Regions from separate parts of the Homo sapiens genome. Here region 1 is linked to region 2. The links are chromatin loops, found by intact Hi-C in ENCODE. Cell type or tissue: ascending aorta. All regions are shown on one strand. Links, peaks and the distances in the headings refer to the core of each region. The heading gives the core; the rest is flanking DNA. Region 1 has its middle 130 kb from the start of LINC01625. Region 2 has its middle 66 kb from the start of LINC01625.

Region 1 (8,340 bases), core at 253-8,252, 66 kb after region 2:
CAGATCACCTGAGTTTGGGAGTTCTAGACCAGCCTGACCAACATGGTGAAACCCCATCTCTACTAAAAATACAAAAATTAACCGGGTGCAGTGGCAGGCGCCTGTAATCCCAGCTACTCAGGAGACTGAAGCAGAGAATCACTTGAACCAAGGAGGCGGAGATTGCAGTGAGCTGAGATCGCACCATTGCACTCCAGCCTGGGCGACAGAGTGAGACTCCGTCTCAAACAAAACAAAACAAAACAAAACAGAAGTTTCTTAGTCATTTACCTGTATATACCTCTGAGCCAGTCCCATGCCTCAGCCCGCTAACTGATGGTAAATACTTGATCATCTATAGCTATCCCAGTGGAACCATAGTAAGGACATCTGGACAAGACCCCCAGAGCTTCCCCTGGCCATGCAGTGCTGAGAACAGCCTTCCATGCTCGTAGAGGGGGAGGAGGCCCATGGAGATGGTGAATCTACAGATTATTGAGCCCTAGATAAAAGGGCCCCTCTTCCTTCATCTAGAGTTTCTCTGTTTCCTCTAATTTTCTGGCATCCAGAGGTGTGCCTAGTCTCCACTAAAACTTACTATTTGGAGGCCTTTTATCCTGCCCTGTTCCTGCAGGCTTCTTTTTTTCAATGCCAGACCCTGCCTCCTATTCCTTATCTCAGTCACCTCAGACAGGCATTCTCACAGTCTAGCTTTGCAACAGACACTCCGGATTGCACCCTATGGCTTGGAAGCTGTGTCTGTTTCTTGTTTCCTTGGATTAGGAGAGTTGCTGGGCGGGGGTCTGAACTAGCCCCACTGCCCTCTCCCTTATCCTTTACCTCCCACCCCCTCATTTCCATTTGACTCCAGCCTAGTCCACTCTCACCCTGGCCTCTCTTCTGTCCTGGGTTTTTGTCCCACTTAACCAGCTCATTTCCTCTACCTCTATTTCCCTCCAGGGCTTCCCTGCACAGTTGGACTTTCTGCCGACAATAAGCACCTCAATGTGAATGACTTTATTTGACCCTTTGTTGCCAGTGAATACTGACAAGCAAGGAAAATGGAGATAAGGGATTTGGAAACTTTTAAGGGGAAGCAGGGAGAAAGAGGAAGGCTGCTTTTGAAGGGGAGGTGAAAGGACAGAGGCAACAGGAATTGTGGACATAAATGGTAAACTAGACAATCTGTCTTGATACCTATTTGTACGGCCTTCCAGCTCTGCTCACTCCAAACATGGCAAGTTTTGCCTTATATGATTGTGGTTCCTGTGTACCTCTCACGTTCCTTCATTTCGTTCATCCGTTCGACAAATTTTTGTTGGCTGCCAACTCCAAGCCAGTCGTTATTACAGGTACTAGGGATTCAATGGTGGGCAAAGTGAACTCTCAGGAAGTCTACAGAGGAAGAAATGGAAATCAAATTATCACATGATTAATGTAAATGGAGTGGGGGAGTTACATGATGCAGAGAAAGGTTATGATATATGAGTTTAACCAGTTCACTAATATCTGGAAAAATATCTCAGGAAAAGTAAGAAGGTTGCGAAGATTTAGTGGCAATATAGGGTATAATGTGGTGAAGATAGAAAGAAATACCTTTATTGCAAAATCAGAAGATAATGAGCAAAAGCTCTGTGGGAGAAAGGAACATCGTGTGTCCAAAGGACGGAAGGAAGATCTGCATGTCTGGGAGGCAGAGAGTGGGTGGGAAAGGTTATGGGATGTGTCTGGAGAAGGGGGTTAAGCATTTTGCTCTTTCTCCTAAGAGGAATGGGAAGTTATCCACTATTGCATAACAATTTATCCTCAAACTTAGTGGCTTAAAACAATTATAAACATTTAGTATCTCAGTTTCTGTGGGTCAGGAATCCAGGAGCAGCTTAGCCAGGCAGCTCTAGCTTTAGGTCTCTCAGAAAGTTGCTGACAAGATATCTTACAGGGCTGAAGTCATCTGAAGTCTTGACTAGGGCGACGGATCTGCTTATAAGGTGGCTCACGTCGTTGGAAAATTAGTTTTGACTGTTGGTGAGAAGCTTGAGCTACTTCTCCATAAGGCTGCTTGAATTTCCATGCCATGGTAGCTGTCTTCTCCGAGAGTAAGTAATGAGAGAGAGAGAAAGAGAGAAACAGAGAAAGAGAGAGAGAGACAGAGACAGAGAGAGGGAGAAAGAGAGAGAGAGAGAGGCAAAGGTATATTTTTAAAAGCTTAGCCTCAGAAGTCACATTGCACTTCCATCACATCTATTTGTTAAAAATAAGTAACTAGGGCCGGGCGTGGTGGCTCACACCTGTAATCTCAGCACTTTGGGAGGCTGAGATGGGCAGATAGCCTGAGGTCAGGAGTTTGAGACCAGCCTGGCCAACATGGTGGAAACCCCATCTCTACTAAAAATACGAAAATTAGCCAGGCGTGGTGGCGCATGCCTGTAATCCCAGCTACTTGGGAGGCTAAGGCAGGAGAATCACTTGAACCTGGGAGGTGGAGGTTGCAGCGAGCCAAGATCATGCCATTGCACTCCAGCCTGGGCAACAAGAGCGAGACTTCATCTCAAAAAAAAAAAAAAGTAGCTAATTCCGTTCCACATTTTATTAAGGAGAGGAGAACTAGGCTTCACTTTTAAAAGAAGTAACATCAAATAATTTGGGGCATATTTAAAAACCACCAAACCGTTAAAGAGAGTTAAGCAGGAATGGTCACATGATTAGATTTGCCTTTCAAAAAAATGATACTCTAAATGGAAAACCAATTAAATAGGACCAGTATGAAAGTGGGTACACTGGTTAATAGATATTAAGTGATATCAGGTGTGAGATGTTGGTAGGGTAGAGTAGGATGCTGATAAAGATGAAGAGAAAAGATGAAGGTAAAATAGGTCTTGGCAATCAATTGGATTTGAAGGTTGAAGGAGAGGGAATAGTATAGATTCTTAGATTTCTGGTTTGAATAGATAATGTGGTACTCACTGACATGGAGAATACCAGGAGAATACCACTTTGGTCTATGATAGATGGTGGGGGTTAGCATGATTTTTATTTAAGACATATTAACTTTGGAGTATCTTTGAGATATCCCAGTACAATTATCAAGTAGTTTCTTGGTTTTAAAACTTGGTTTAGAACTGAGAAGAGAGTTCTCAGCTGGAGATATAAATTAGCGAATTATCTATACATAGATAGGAAGGAAATCTCTGGATTTGATGAGATCTCTTAGAGAAAGAATGATATGAAAAGAGAAGAGGATTTTGGGGAGATTGGATTTTGTCCAGCAAGTATTCACTCTCTTCTGTCTTTATTATGGCTATTATTTCCTATGGAGTATACTTCCCCGTCCCATTGGTGCTGGCCTTGGCCATGTGATTTGTTTTGGCCAGTGAGATGTCAGCAGAGGTGACAGGAGCAGATGTTTGAATTGTGCAGTGGAACTTTCCCTTTTGTGCTCTTTCCTTTTGCTTCATAAAGAACATGCCTTGGATAGCCACTGGTTTATAGAGGAATTAGCACGTTTGGACCCAATTCAAAGTTTGGAGCCAAGTCCAGCTGACTCAAGCCTACGTAAGCTGAACCCTATCCACAGATATTGAGCAAGAGATAAATGCTTACTTTTGCAAACCACTAAAATGTCAAGGTTTTGTTGTTGTTATGCAGCATTGTGCTAACAGCCGACTGATGCAAAGGCCTAGGATCTAGTGGCAAGAAACACTATTCTGGTTTTTTTTGTTTATTGTTTTTTTTTTGAGACAGAGTCTCGCTCTGTCGTTCAGGCTGGAGTAGAGTGGTGTGATCTTGGCTCACTGCAACATCCACCTCCCAAGTTCAAGCGATTCTCCTGCCCCAGCCTCCCAGGTAGCTGGGACAACAGGCGCCCGCCACAACGCCCAGCTAATTTTTGAATTTTTAGTAGAGGCGGGGTTTCACCATGTTGGCCAGGCTGGTCTCGAACTCCTGACCTCAAATGATCCACCCATCTTGGCCTCCCAAAGTGCTGGGATTACAGGCATGAACCACCGCGCCTAGCCAAGAAACACTATTCTTTAAAGTTCTTATTAGATTGCGTGCAAATTAAGAGTAGTATTTATGTTTGATACATGGTTGTATTAGCAAAACAGCATAAAGTCTTGGTCAAATACTTGGTGAATGTATGAAAGCATGGACGGACACAGTCTAATTTAGGCATGGCTATTTATCATAGATGTCTATAAGTCACATACACATATTCTTTTTTTTTTTTTTTTTTTTTTTTGAGATGGAGTCTCACTCTGTCACCAGGCTAGAGTATAGTGGCACGATCTTGGCTCACTGCAACCTCCACCTCCCAGGATCAAGCAATTCTCCTGCCTCAGCCTCTGCAGTATCTGGGACTACAGGCACGCACCACCATGCCCAGGTAATTTTTGTATTTTTAGTACAGATGGGGTTTCATCATGTTGGCCAGGATGGTCTCAATCTCTTCACCTAGTGACCCGCCTGCCTCAGCTGCCCAAAGTGCTGGGATTACAGGCGTGAGCCACTGCGCCCGGTGCATACATTCTTATAATAGCTCTTCCAAGCAGTGCGTCCTCAAAGAAGAAGATGCTCGAAGAAAGCTTGATGCTGCCGTCTTCAAGATCAAGAACTGCATCCCTTTCCCTGAGTACATTTTCCTTACATGTTGTAAAGAAATGCCCTAGAAAATTGATGTTCTATCTAAATACTATGTGAATATTTTAGAATATATTTTATTGTTGTTTTTAAAGCAGATTTCAAGTGAAGAAATTTTAAAATTAAAAAAGAAAGTTATTAGTGGCAATAAACACGCCTGTAAATAGTGTGTCAATGGAATGAAGGCAATCAAAGTGGCTCTTTTGGCTACTAACGTTTTCATAAAAGCTTTGATTAGTTATGAGGTAATTGTGAGAGATGATGAGTTGGAATCCAAGAAAGAAAAAATAGTTTCTCTAGTTTAACAGCTGTGGAATCTTTTGGTAATTGCTGGAATATTCCTTTTCAGTAAACTTAAAGTTTGCTTTTCTTTACATTACAGTTGAATGCTTGATGTGAAATATAAATTTTAACTTTGTCTTATTTACAACTTTCTTCTTCAGTGTGATTCTAAATTATAGTTGAGAAGGAGAGAAAGACAGCACTTGGGTTTATATGTTATCTCCATTAAATAGAAAAACTGTAGGAAAAGCAAAAAAAAAAATAGGTGGCATTTAAAATATTTGCCTTTTCACATTCTGGTTGTTAATTAAAATGTGATTTTTTTCCCCCACAAATGTCTATATAAAAATTGTGTGCCTGTGTGCATACAGGCAAGTGCAGTTGTCCAGTGTTTATAGGGGACATGTTAAATTATACCTTGCCTAGTTTGACCACAGTGTGAAATTTTAAAGTACAAACACGATCAAAAAGAAGAGTGGTTTCAAAAATGAAGGAACAACAACATTCCATTCTCCCAGAACCTTTTCAGTCTCTCAAACAGCTACCCCCTACTCTCTTCTCCCAGCAGTCACCAGAAACAACATCCCATTCCCCACACCACCCCCCACCCAAGAGTAAAGAGTACCATCAACTCTGAGAAAGAAACTGCAGAAATAACAAAATTTATTGGAGTGGATAATTCCTCACAGAAACTGCCAATCAGCTATAGACGCAAATCTGCCTTCCTTATCCTTCACCCCACCCCTTAGTTGGGCAAACAACCTAAACCCTCAGGAGAAACTTCGCCTTTCAGCCAAAGAATAATACAGATGACACTGCCAACCTGGAATATTTTGCTTGTACTTCCCTTCTACCTTCTTTATTACAACAGCTGACTGTGTAGCTGTGAGTCTTTTTGCCTTTTCATTTTGTTCAGGGTTCAAAAAAGTTATTATTTTACCCCAAAAGAATCACATAAACATGGTTAAAAAAGCAAACAGTGCAGAAAGTAAATGTCTCCCTCCCCTCACCACTCCTTCCTCCTTTTCCCAATTCTCTTAGACTTCCCAACAGCAGAAGTGTTGTGATGGGAGGAGGGAGTGTGTGTGTGTGTGTGTGTGTGTGTGTGTGTGTGCGCGCGCGCATGAGAGAGACAGAGAAAATTGGAGAGAAATTCTTGATGCCATCTTATTTTTGATTTAAGAAGAAAATATGTATCACACACAGAGATCCCTTCATCTCCCCACCCTACTCTCCCCACCAAAAAAACCTCTGCTGTTTAGAACTCTAAGAGAATTACTGGTCAAAAATCTTTCAGATTAAGCTCATTCCAAAGACATTTCCAGTATAACCAAACACTGAGAAACACTGGTATCCAGCCAGGCGCAGCCCCTGCCATCTCTGATTTAGTGCAATTTGATGATGATTAACTCAAAGACAGGATGGAGATGGATTCATGTAATAGGAAACAAAAAATCCTTCATTTATTTATATTTAAAATATCCTCTTTCTTGATTATTTTAGAGAATAAATTTATATACATTTAGGATGACTTTGCTGATAAGGAAAAGTCTCTTGGGCCTTGCATTTCCTTCTTAATTATAAAGGTTTGTGGAATGTTTTTCTGAGAACAGAAACCCTTCCTGAAGGAGTTATTCTTCCTAGAATGTTAGGAGGGTCTCCACTAGGTAAACAATGATGTCAGTGCAAATGTTTGAGTACTCTTCTCTCCCATCCAACTTGGCTTGGGGTTTTTTAGTTCTATTACTTGACTGTTTTTGAAACAGATTGAAAAATTTGCTCACCAAGAGAACAATGATTAACAAAATCTGTAAATTGCATTTCACTTGCTAATCAATAGCTCAAAAGAAAATCTAAATCCATGACTAATGGCCCAGGAGTAAACTACTTGCTTAGAAAAGCCTCTTTCGGTCAAAATGTTCTTTTAGAAATCTTTAGGGTATTTTTCTTTTCTTCTGTTCCCTATGTTATTATTCTACATTTTTAAAAACTTACACACTCTATAAATAATAAGGAAATATATTCCCAGGCCTCATTCTCTTTTTAAATACACATGAGTATCTATCATCAGTTTTTCCTCTGAATATCTATTCTCGGATTTTCCATGAGACATTGTAGAGTATTGGTTAAGAGTGTCTGCTTTGGAAACAGCTGTTCTGACTCAAGACCTTACCAGCTATGTGGTTTAGATTAACTTTCTTAATTTCCTTATACCTCAGTTTTCTCAATTGTAAAATGGGGATGAAATTTATAATCGTAGTGTGAACTTGATAGGATTGTGGTAAAGTCTGAATGAGAAAATGTAAGCCAAGCTCATGTTCTAGTTCTATCCCACAATAAGTCTCAATGAAGGGTGGCTTAAAAAAATAAGATATACAGGCCGGGCACAGTGGCTTACGCCTGTACTCCCAGCACTTTGGGAGGCCAAGGCAGGTGGATAACGAGGTCAGGAGATCAAAACCATCCTGGCCAATATAGTGAAACCCCGTCTCTACTAAAATAAAAAAAAATTAGCTGGGCATGGTGGTGTGCACCAGCTACTCAAGAGGCTAAGGCAGGGGAATTGCTTGAACTCAGGAGGCAGAGGTTGCAGTGAGCTGAGATGGCGCCACTGCACTCCAAATAAATAAACAAATAAATAAATAAGATATACAAAATAAAAAATTTTAAACTTTCAAAAAATCCCCAACTAAAAAAAAAATCAACAAAATATGTGATCTTGGATAAACAGAGCTTACCTCTCCAGACTGTTCTGTGTCTGAAGTTTTGTGACAGTGGGTAAAACAGTACGCATAGATAGAAAGACTAAGTGACAGTCCAGGGATGCCCATGGCAGTGTGCTGGTCTGTGTATGGAATATCTAGAGTATAGACTCTAGAATGAAAAAGTCAAGAGAAGTTATGTAGATCATAGAAAGATTAGACCAAATGGCCCAGGGAAAAATATGTGTTATCAATTGTATTACTGATTGGAGGGCACCGAGACTATGGCTAGTATTTCCATGTGGGAGTTTACACATTTTTGCCTACACAGAATTCAGGGCCAAAGAGATTACTGACTTGGCCTTATTCATCTGAAAAATTTTAAGTTTCAACAACAAAATGTACCTATCAAGGTTATAACACATAATCATATTAGTTCTTTTTCATATGTGTTTGTCTAGAACTGGTGCATTCATTTATTCCCTAAGGAATCAATGTATATCTCTTTCTTTGTCGGCCAAGCCTCCTAGGTCTACTTTCAAGGCTGTTGAGGTAAACTGATAACACCAATAGGGTATTTGGGGTAATTCTGTGAGGCAATGAGGGATGTTTACTACTCTTATTGGGGGGTGGGAGATGGATGGTGTTACAACTATGGAATGATTCTAAAAGGAGGAGTAAATGTCTGCAGAGTGAGAGGGAAGAGGAGAGAGATATTCTGTATGAATAGAGATGCAGA
Region 2 (8,340 bases), core at 225-8,224:
TCACCCCGTTGCTTGCAAAACTGATCTCTCCTCTTTTCCTCTAATTTGGTTTCCCTCCTCTGAGTGCCCATGTGCCTGAAGGCAGGCTAGGGCCCCTCTTCAGCCTCAGGATGAGGGCGGGGCGGTGCATCTTGAGTAGGTAAGTCAACTATGGAGATACTATCTATCTGCCTTGCTAAATGATTGGGTTTATGCTTAGGTATGTAATATGGTCTGACCAAGCTTTTTGGAAAGTTTTCTTCACTTTCCAAAGAGACACACCTAGTGGACATTCCCTTCCCACCTCTGGACCTCAGTATCTCTGTGTGGCGTGGACATTCCAGTAACTGTCTTAGGGCCATGGAGGAAGCTAGCCTGTAAGGATGACCTTGTCCATGAGGTGTGACGGACTGGAAAGATGGTCACAGATCATGGAGCTGCCAACCTAACTGTCCTGGAACTTTCATAACTCTGGCCCTCATGCCATAAAAAATGATAAGTGTTCTCACTGTTTAAACTACTTTAGTTGCATTTTTGTGTAATTTGTAGCCAAAATGCATCCTAACTGATACACTTATCCAAGGAGCCTGGGGGTGGCAGAAATGGAACAAGAATCCAGAACTTTAAAATAGCAAGTACTGTACTGCTTGGGCCTTATTTACAAATCATAGCTTGAGAGAATTCATTCATCCTGCTCAGTAAGAGCAGTTTGTTCCTTTCACTTCAGGAATTTTGGTCCCTGTATACTTCGAAGTCTCTGAAAGAATAACATTATTTGATTACAGGAATGTTCTACTTCCTTGCTTCCATTGTGTGTTCAACTCTGGTGACATCTTGATGGGCTTCTTCTGGGAAAACATATTTACTTTTTCATTTTTAGCTTCTCATCCAGGGATATCCAGTTACACTATAAATGTCATCTATTGGCAAATATAATTTGCCTACAGAGGCCTGGACCAACAGTCCCTCGGTGAATTCATGACAAAACGCCTGAATGTGGAATCAGGGTAGTCGCATGTTCAAACCAAAACTCTATCCGCTGCTGGTCCAAGGTGCCTCTTGCTGTTGCCAATTAGCCGGGACACCCAGAACTAACCCAGGAGCTTATAAAGGTAATGAGTGGTTTCAAATCACCCACAGACACCCATAGTAAATGGAAAAGCTTTTGTCTTTTGTCAACATCTTTAATGGTTTCAGTTGGTAAATTATTAACAGAATATATGTGGAGTCCTCAGCATTTCAAATACATTTGCTTTCTGAACAGGAACATTGGAGAACAGTCTCTCCTGCCAAGTTCCAAGTTGCAGGTGCCCACTCTTCTGCCCTCCCTCCCTGTCTCCTGCCCTGGGCTGTGTTAGGATCTTTCTTCTCTTGCTAAAGGGGGCTTCTCTCCACACTCCTGAGAGCTCTTAGCTTCTTGTGCACATTTACCCTTGTCCAGGCCCTGTCGTATGAATAGTTCTATTTCATTCGACTCTTCCTCTCCAGACATGTGGGAGAAAGATGACAATTTGAAAAACATAGGCCAGCCGTGGTGGCTCACGCCTGTAATCCCTCACTTTGGGAGGCCGAGGTGGGTGGATCACTTGATCCCAGGAGTTCGAGACCAGCCTGGGCAACATAGTGAGACATCATCTTTACAAAAAATAAAAAATTAGCTGGGTGTGGTGGCACATGCCTGTAGTCCCAGCTACTTAGGAGGCTGAGGTGGGAGGATCACTTGAGCCTGGGGAGTTTGAGGCTGCAGTGAATTGAGATTGTGCCACTGCACTCCAGCCTGGGTGACAAAGTGAGACTCTGTCTCATAAATAAAGAAATAAAAATTAAAACAACAACAACAACAACAACAACAACAAAACCCTAGGCTGGGCGCAGTAGCTCACGCCTGTAATCCTAGCACTTCGGGAGGCTGGGGCAGGTGGATCACTTCAGGTCAGTGGTTCTAGACCAGCCTGGCTAACATGGTGAAACCCCATCTCTACTAAAAACACAAAAATTACCCAGGCATGGTGGTGCATGCCTGTAATCCCAGCTACTTGGGAGGCTGAGACAGGAGAATTGTTTGAACTTGGGAGGCGGAGGTGGCAGTCAGCAGAGATCGGGCCACTGCACTGCAGCCTGGGCAACAGAGCAAGACTGTCTCAAAAAAACAAACAAACAAAAAACCTGGTTCTAGTAAAGGCTCTCCCACTTACTAACTTATTCACCTTGCGTAAATCACTTAACTTCCCTCAGCCTTGGTGTCTTTCAGCTGTCAATTGGCAATTGTCACACTCTTTGTGGTATCTATGTCTCAGAAGCTTCAGAATCAAGCAATCTAATCCCTGTCGAGAGCCTGAAAACCTTATAGTTCTCACTATTGGGTACTGTTTATGTTGACATTTTTTCTTCACAGGAGGTTCACAACACATCCGTTGAAATGCTGGGATTGTGACTGACTCAGTTAGGCAGGAAGAACAAGTCCTCGTGTCAATGAGTGGAAGGATGACACATTTGCTGGAAAATACAGTGTGTTGTCGTATTCACACTAACACCACTGAGAAGTTGATCCTGTTATTATTATTCGCAGCGACATTTCCTGGCTTAGACCTAGCGTACTGGGTAATGCCCATATGTTCAGAACAGTCAATACTGCAACGGCGAAAGGGAAAGGCTCGGGGGGTGGTGGACTACTGGAAGGGTAAATGGGAGAGACAGGTTATACTTTTATCAAGATTTTCTTTCTTTCTTTTTTTTTTTTTTAAAGAGCATTAGCTGTTACATTGTTATGATTACATCTGTGGGACAGGAGACATGGACCGGAGTTAAAAAGCAATAAAGCATATAGGCTATCACTGTCTCTAACACAGTGACTCTTGGCAAAATAGGTAGCTTCTCTAAATTTTTCTCATTAATTAAACGGAAATGGGAATGGTAACTACCTCCATTGGGTTGCTGTGAGTATTAAATGAGATAACATGCAAAGTAACTAGCACATGATGATACTATGTGCATGTGCATGGCTAGCGCACACAAGTGTGGGTGCACTTGAATATTACCCAGTTTCTGGTTCACTGAGGAGCCACCCATTCCACCAATCATTTGCTGATCCTATATAAACATAATGCTATGCTGCAAGGCAGTGAGCTCCCAAGTTGCTTAGAATCTAGATAGGAAGTAACGCCAGGCACTGTGTCTTACACTTATAATCCCAGCACTTTGGGAGGCCGAGGCAGGTGGATTAACTGAGGTTAGGAGTTTGAGACCAGCCTGGCCAACATGGAGAAACCCCATCTCTAGTAAAAATATAAAAATTACCCGGGCGTGGTGGTGGGCACCTGTAGTCACAGCTGCTTGAGAGACTGAGGCAGGAGAATGGCTTGAACCCAGGAGGCGGAGCTTGCAGTGAGCTGAGATCGCACCACTGCACTCCAGCCTGGGCGACAGAGCGAGACTCTGTCTCAGAAAAAAAAAAAAAAAAAGAAAGGAAAAAAAAAAGAAAATGAAGAAGACAAGGACACAGAAAACAAGGAACAATACAGAAGGAAAGTAAATAAATTAAGATGCTAAGTACAGACCATTACTGATTATAAGTGCTGAGAAAAGTATTAGTCACTTGAGACCTGAAAAACTCACAGAAGTGCTTCACAGGCAGCATATCATGGAGAATGACTATGTTTTAAATTAGGGAAAAAATTCCAGGTGTAGAGCAAGAAGAGCAAAGCCATGCTGAGGAAGGAGAAGAAATCCTGGCTAGCCGGAATGCCCAGCCAATGGGAACTGGCCGGATTGCAAGGCAAGATCGGGCATCCCTTCCAGGGACGCCGTCATTGGCTCGAACACCGATAGGGTCTGCTCAGTCATTGCTCAGGAATTCTTGCTTCTAAAGGGAGCAGCTGCAATGAGCAATGCCTGGGAACACATTATTAACTCGCAATACACAGTGTGGCCCGCTCTTCCTTTCTGTAAACAGTTACTTGGTGATCAACAACGTCTACTGAGTGGTTTTGGTTTGCTAGGCATTAAGAAAGGTTATGAAGCAAGTTGAGACCATGCAAGATACCTGGCCAGAAGATCATTCTCAGTATGAACGTAGGATAAAACACACAGGTCACGAGAATAAATGTTTACAGAATAGGAGAGCTACACGTTTTAAGAAAGAACATACAAACCAGCATAATATAAATAGAAGCTGGGGTGACATGCCCCATTTGTTGACAAGGGTGGGGTAGTTGTGAGGTTGGTGTGTGTGCAAAGCAACATTGGGAAAAGCTGAAATCACGATTTGACTCTGCTTCCCCTGATGCAACAGAGGCCTACTCAGCCTTGGGGGAGCAGGCGACTCGCCACAGTATTTCCTGTTTGCTTGTCACGTTGCCCATTGTATTTGATCTTGCTCCAGCAAAGCGGTGGTGATGTGTTCAATCATTATTTCTTAATCCTCTCCATCTTCTCTCTCATTTTCTTTCTTATTCATTGATCATGTGTCTCCACTCATTCCACCTCAGCCTGATGCTTGGTGGAAGTTGAACAACTTCCTCCCTCAGTTGCTGACAATTCTTTCTCATCCTGCAATATTTTTAGAATGTTCTGGGATTGTGGGGATCCTTGGATGCATTCAGCTTCTTGCTAAGTGTTGGGGCAAGCAAAACTCTGGCAGGTGAGTTGACTGCGTCTGTAATTTAGAATGAGAGTGAGAGAAAATATAAATGTGGGTACTAAAAAATGGTGTTAGTCTTGGAAAACGAGGTTCAATCATAGCTCTCTAAGGTTTGTATATGCTCATAAACACAACTGATAGAAGCAAAGAACAACCACTTCCAGTCAGACACCTGCCAAGTCTTTGGGAAGTTGAGGCAGAAAAGATGATGGAATGGCTAGGAGGGGCTCTCCCATCAGCTTGATCTCCTGGGAGCAGTGACTGGTTCTTTTTCCTCTCTGCTGGATGCATTGTAAATGCTCACTTAGAGCCTTGCATGCATGAATAAATGAACAAACTCTAAAACGTTTCCATGGCTAAGAAGTAACTTTGAGCCAAGCCATAGTCTTCTGAGGCTTAACTTCTAGGTTTAGCAGAAAATCACTGTGGCTCTGAATTGTTCCTGGACTGACTGCAAGTTTTGGTCATTTGGTGTTTCCTTTGGAATAAAACCACTATGTGAGGCCTGAGATCAAGCGCCTGTGCAGCTTTTCCTGGAGAAATACTGTTGGTGGTTGCAGGGTCTTTTTGTTTCTAGAGTTTTATTTTCTGAGACCCCTTGCCATTAATATTAGTATAGCTGTAGAATTTCGACATTTAAATTTTATATATAAATTATAGCATTTAACATGTGAGTATTCAAAATCCACAACTATTTACTTTCTAAGTAAAATACACATTATTTTGCATAAGAATAAATAGCAAAAAGTATCACATAGAAGAAAATCCACATTGTAACTTTGTCATAATAATGTCCTTGGATCTATGATTCTTTTTAAGAAAAAAAGAAAGAACTATTTGTCGCATGGACTAGGGAAAAATGGGTGGGGGATACAGGCACCTTCTTTGACAAAAAAGGAATTATATTTTGTGTCATTCAACATTTTTCTCTCTCCTTTTTCTGCCAACCAAAGAACAAAACAAAACAAAAACTCAAAAAACAAAGAAATCACTGCAACAATAGCAGCAACAACAAAAATACTTAATAAGAGGATTTAGGTGGAATGCTATAAAAATTAGATCAGCAAATAAGATTATGGAATTTCATGTGGTTTCTATAATTCTAGGAAAGAGATGTTTTATGTGTTGCTACTAAAGGAAAGTGGGATATAGAAGAGAACAAGAAGAAAGAGAAGAAAGACAAGGAAAGAAAAATCTCTGTGTCATGGTCAGTGTTTTCCAACAGGGCACTATTCGCATTTGGGGTACGGTGATTAACCATATTTTATAAAAATGAAGAAGAATTCTGATAGGAACTTAAACATGAGTTGTACTCCTCTTGATTAAGTGTACATTTTATTTCGACTTCCAAAATCCCTAATGTTTTAAACTTTTTTTGAAAGAGGATTTCTTCCTGTTACAGTTTATAAATGTCTCAAAGTGTGGGTGTATGGCAAACCATTCCAAATTTACCCTCAGAGAAGTATTCTTTACTTTTTTGACTGTTCTGGTTCTCCATTTGACTTTTGCATGAGAATCCTCAGCTCACTGTGCTCTTCCGTCTTTAAATGCACCCTCTCGGGTGAACTAATTCATTCTCATGGCTTCAGTTGCTGTTGATGGCCTAGTTTTCACACCCGGCACTGACATTCCAACTACTCTTCATCCCTAAGTCTTATGCAAGGGTGAGAATTTGCACTTAGATCTATTTTCCTCATCTAAGAAACTGATAAAAATCAAACTCATCTACTTTTCTTTTGCAATATCGATGACACCATCATTTACTGAGTTTTTAAATTTCACTAGTATTTGTCTATTATAAACCTATTATGCTAAGTTCTAGTGATACGATGGTGACAAAACAGGCAGAGCCCTGATGTCATGGAACTTTATAGTATAGGGGTAGAAAGGTATTAGTAAAATGATCACACAAATATTTATAATAGAGATAATGGTCATGAGAAAAATTACAAATTCCTACAAATGTACAATATAAAGACTTCACATAGCCTGATCAAAAAAAAAAAAAAAAAAATGCCGGGCAAGGTGGCTCATACCTGTAATCCCAGCACTTTGGGAGGCCGAGGTGGGTGGATCACCTGAGGTCAGGAGTTCGAGACCGGCCTGCCCAACATGGTGAAACACCGTCTCTACTAAAAATACAAAAAATTAGCTGGGCATGATGGCAGGCGCCTATAATCCCAGCTACTTGGGAGGCTAAGGCAGGAGAATCACTTGAACCCGGGAGGCAGAGGATGCAGTGAGCCAAGATCATGCCACTGCACTCCAGCCTGGGTGACAAGAGTGAAACTCTGTCTCAAAAAATCAATCAATCAATCAATAAGAAATAAAAGAAAAACTTTTTAGACTGCATTTCCTTTAAATCCCCAACTCCCTCAATCACTAAGACCTATTGGCTGCACCCCCATTTTTATAGCTGCAGCTCTATTGGAGGGCCCTCTATTTCTGCCCTCCAATTAGCATGAATTACTCTAATTAGATCCTCACTGGACTCTGTCTATTGTAGATCATCAGCACACGGCTGTCATGTTAATATTCTTAAATGTTCATTTTTTTCACATCACTCCTCAACTTAATCTCCAGTGATCCCCAATAATCCACTGAATTTACTTCAGCATATTACTGTGCCTAGGTGTGTTCATTGTGCTAATAGAAAATCTATCACCACCTCCTATTCAGAATTACACATGCTGTTCCCTACACTCAGAGTGCTGCAGTTCTTCTCTTCTGTACCCCTCACCTTGCATATTTCAGTGGTTTTCAAGCCCTCAACACTTGGAGAGTGGGGGATGACAGGGGAAGAATAGGGGAGGTAGAGAGTGTTGGGAGGTAGGCTCAGGTCTTAGAACCCTCTGCACTGGATTTCCTTAAAATTTCATTTGAGGAAAGGGGTCCAAGGCAAAACAACAACAACTTGAAATCATTGTGCTGTTGAAGTTTCCAGTTAAGATTCATCTACCCTCATCACCCACTTCCTCCCAACATTGACTTTTCTCCTCTGTCTTCAGTCTCCAGAGTGGTGTAACTGTACTCCTAGATGAGGTGTGGTGTTTTAAGCATTCAACTCTTAATAAATTTGCCTCCTTGAGTCTTGTTTTCTACTTCTTTTGCATTCCCTAAAGTGCTTTACTATTGCATAAATGAATGAACAACTTGAGGAACACATGAATGCTCTGTGGTACTTTTAACTAGTGAGAAATTTCTGTTTATAAAATTATGGTTCTAATCTATCCTTAGCCATTTTCAGCAATGAGATAAATAGAAATAATCAATATATCATAAGTGACGTTCTGTTTGGGTTTCCCTGCCAGATGCGGGGGAATCCACATACCTGGCCAAAAAATAAGGGAAGGAGTTGGTCAGAAGTGATGAGAATGTTCTCTCTGAAACTCCTTATTCACTGGAATTGGCTGCCTGCCTTGTTCTGCCTCCTTCAATGCCCCCAAGGTTTACCTTTGCTAATCTGTGACATGGAGATTCAAATGTTTTCTTTCTTTTCTTTTCTTTTTCTTTTTTTTTTTTTTTTTTTTTTGAGACCAGTCTCGCTCTGTCACCCAGGCTGGAGTGCGGTGGCGCGATCTCAGCTCGCTGCAATCTCCACCTCCTGGGTTCACGCCATTCTCCTGCCTCAGCCTCCCGAGTAGCTGGGACTACAGGGGCCCACCACCACGCCCGGCTGATTTTTTGTATTTTTAGTAGAGACGGGGTTTCACCGTGTTAGC

The links. Hi-C counts contacts between places; a loop is a spot of excess contacts. Peaks named below come from ENCODE experiments on the same cell type or tissue, not always from the same donor. Only the 100,000 strongest peaks of a DNase experiment are listed, where the experiment ranks them.
Region 1: a loop joins it to region 2, with 2.8 times the contacts of the local background. A loop is called at or near these places in 4 of 110 quality-filtered maps.

Annotation. Positions count from the first base shown.
Region 1 is chr6:139,602,037-139,610,376 of GRCh38, forward strand. No RefSeq gene overlaps it. Among named protein-coding and RNA genes, the nearest start is that of LINC01625, 130 kb to the left of the region's middle. In ascending aorta, for the core only: no CTCF peak of the experiment used is centred there; a DNase peak (open chromatin) is centred at 3,495.
Region 2 is chr6:139,536,162-139,544,501 of GRCh38, forward strand. No RefSeq gene overlaps it. Among named protein-coding and RNA genes, the nearest start is that of LINC01625, 66 kb to the left of the region's middle. In ascending aorta, for the core only: no CTCF peak of the experiment used is centred there; DNase peaks (open chromatin) are centred at 3,780 and 4,300; H3K27ac peaks cover 1,975 bases.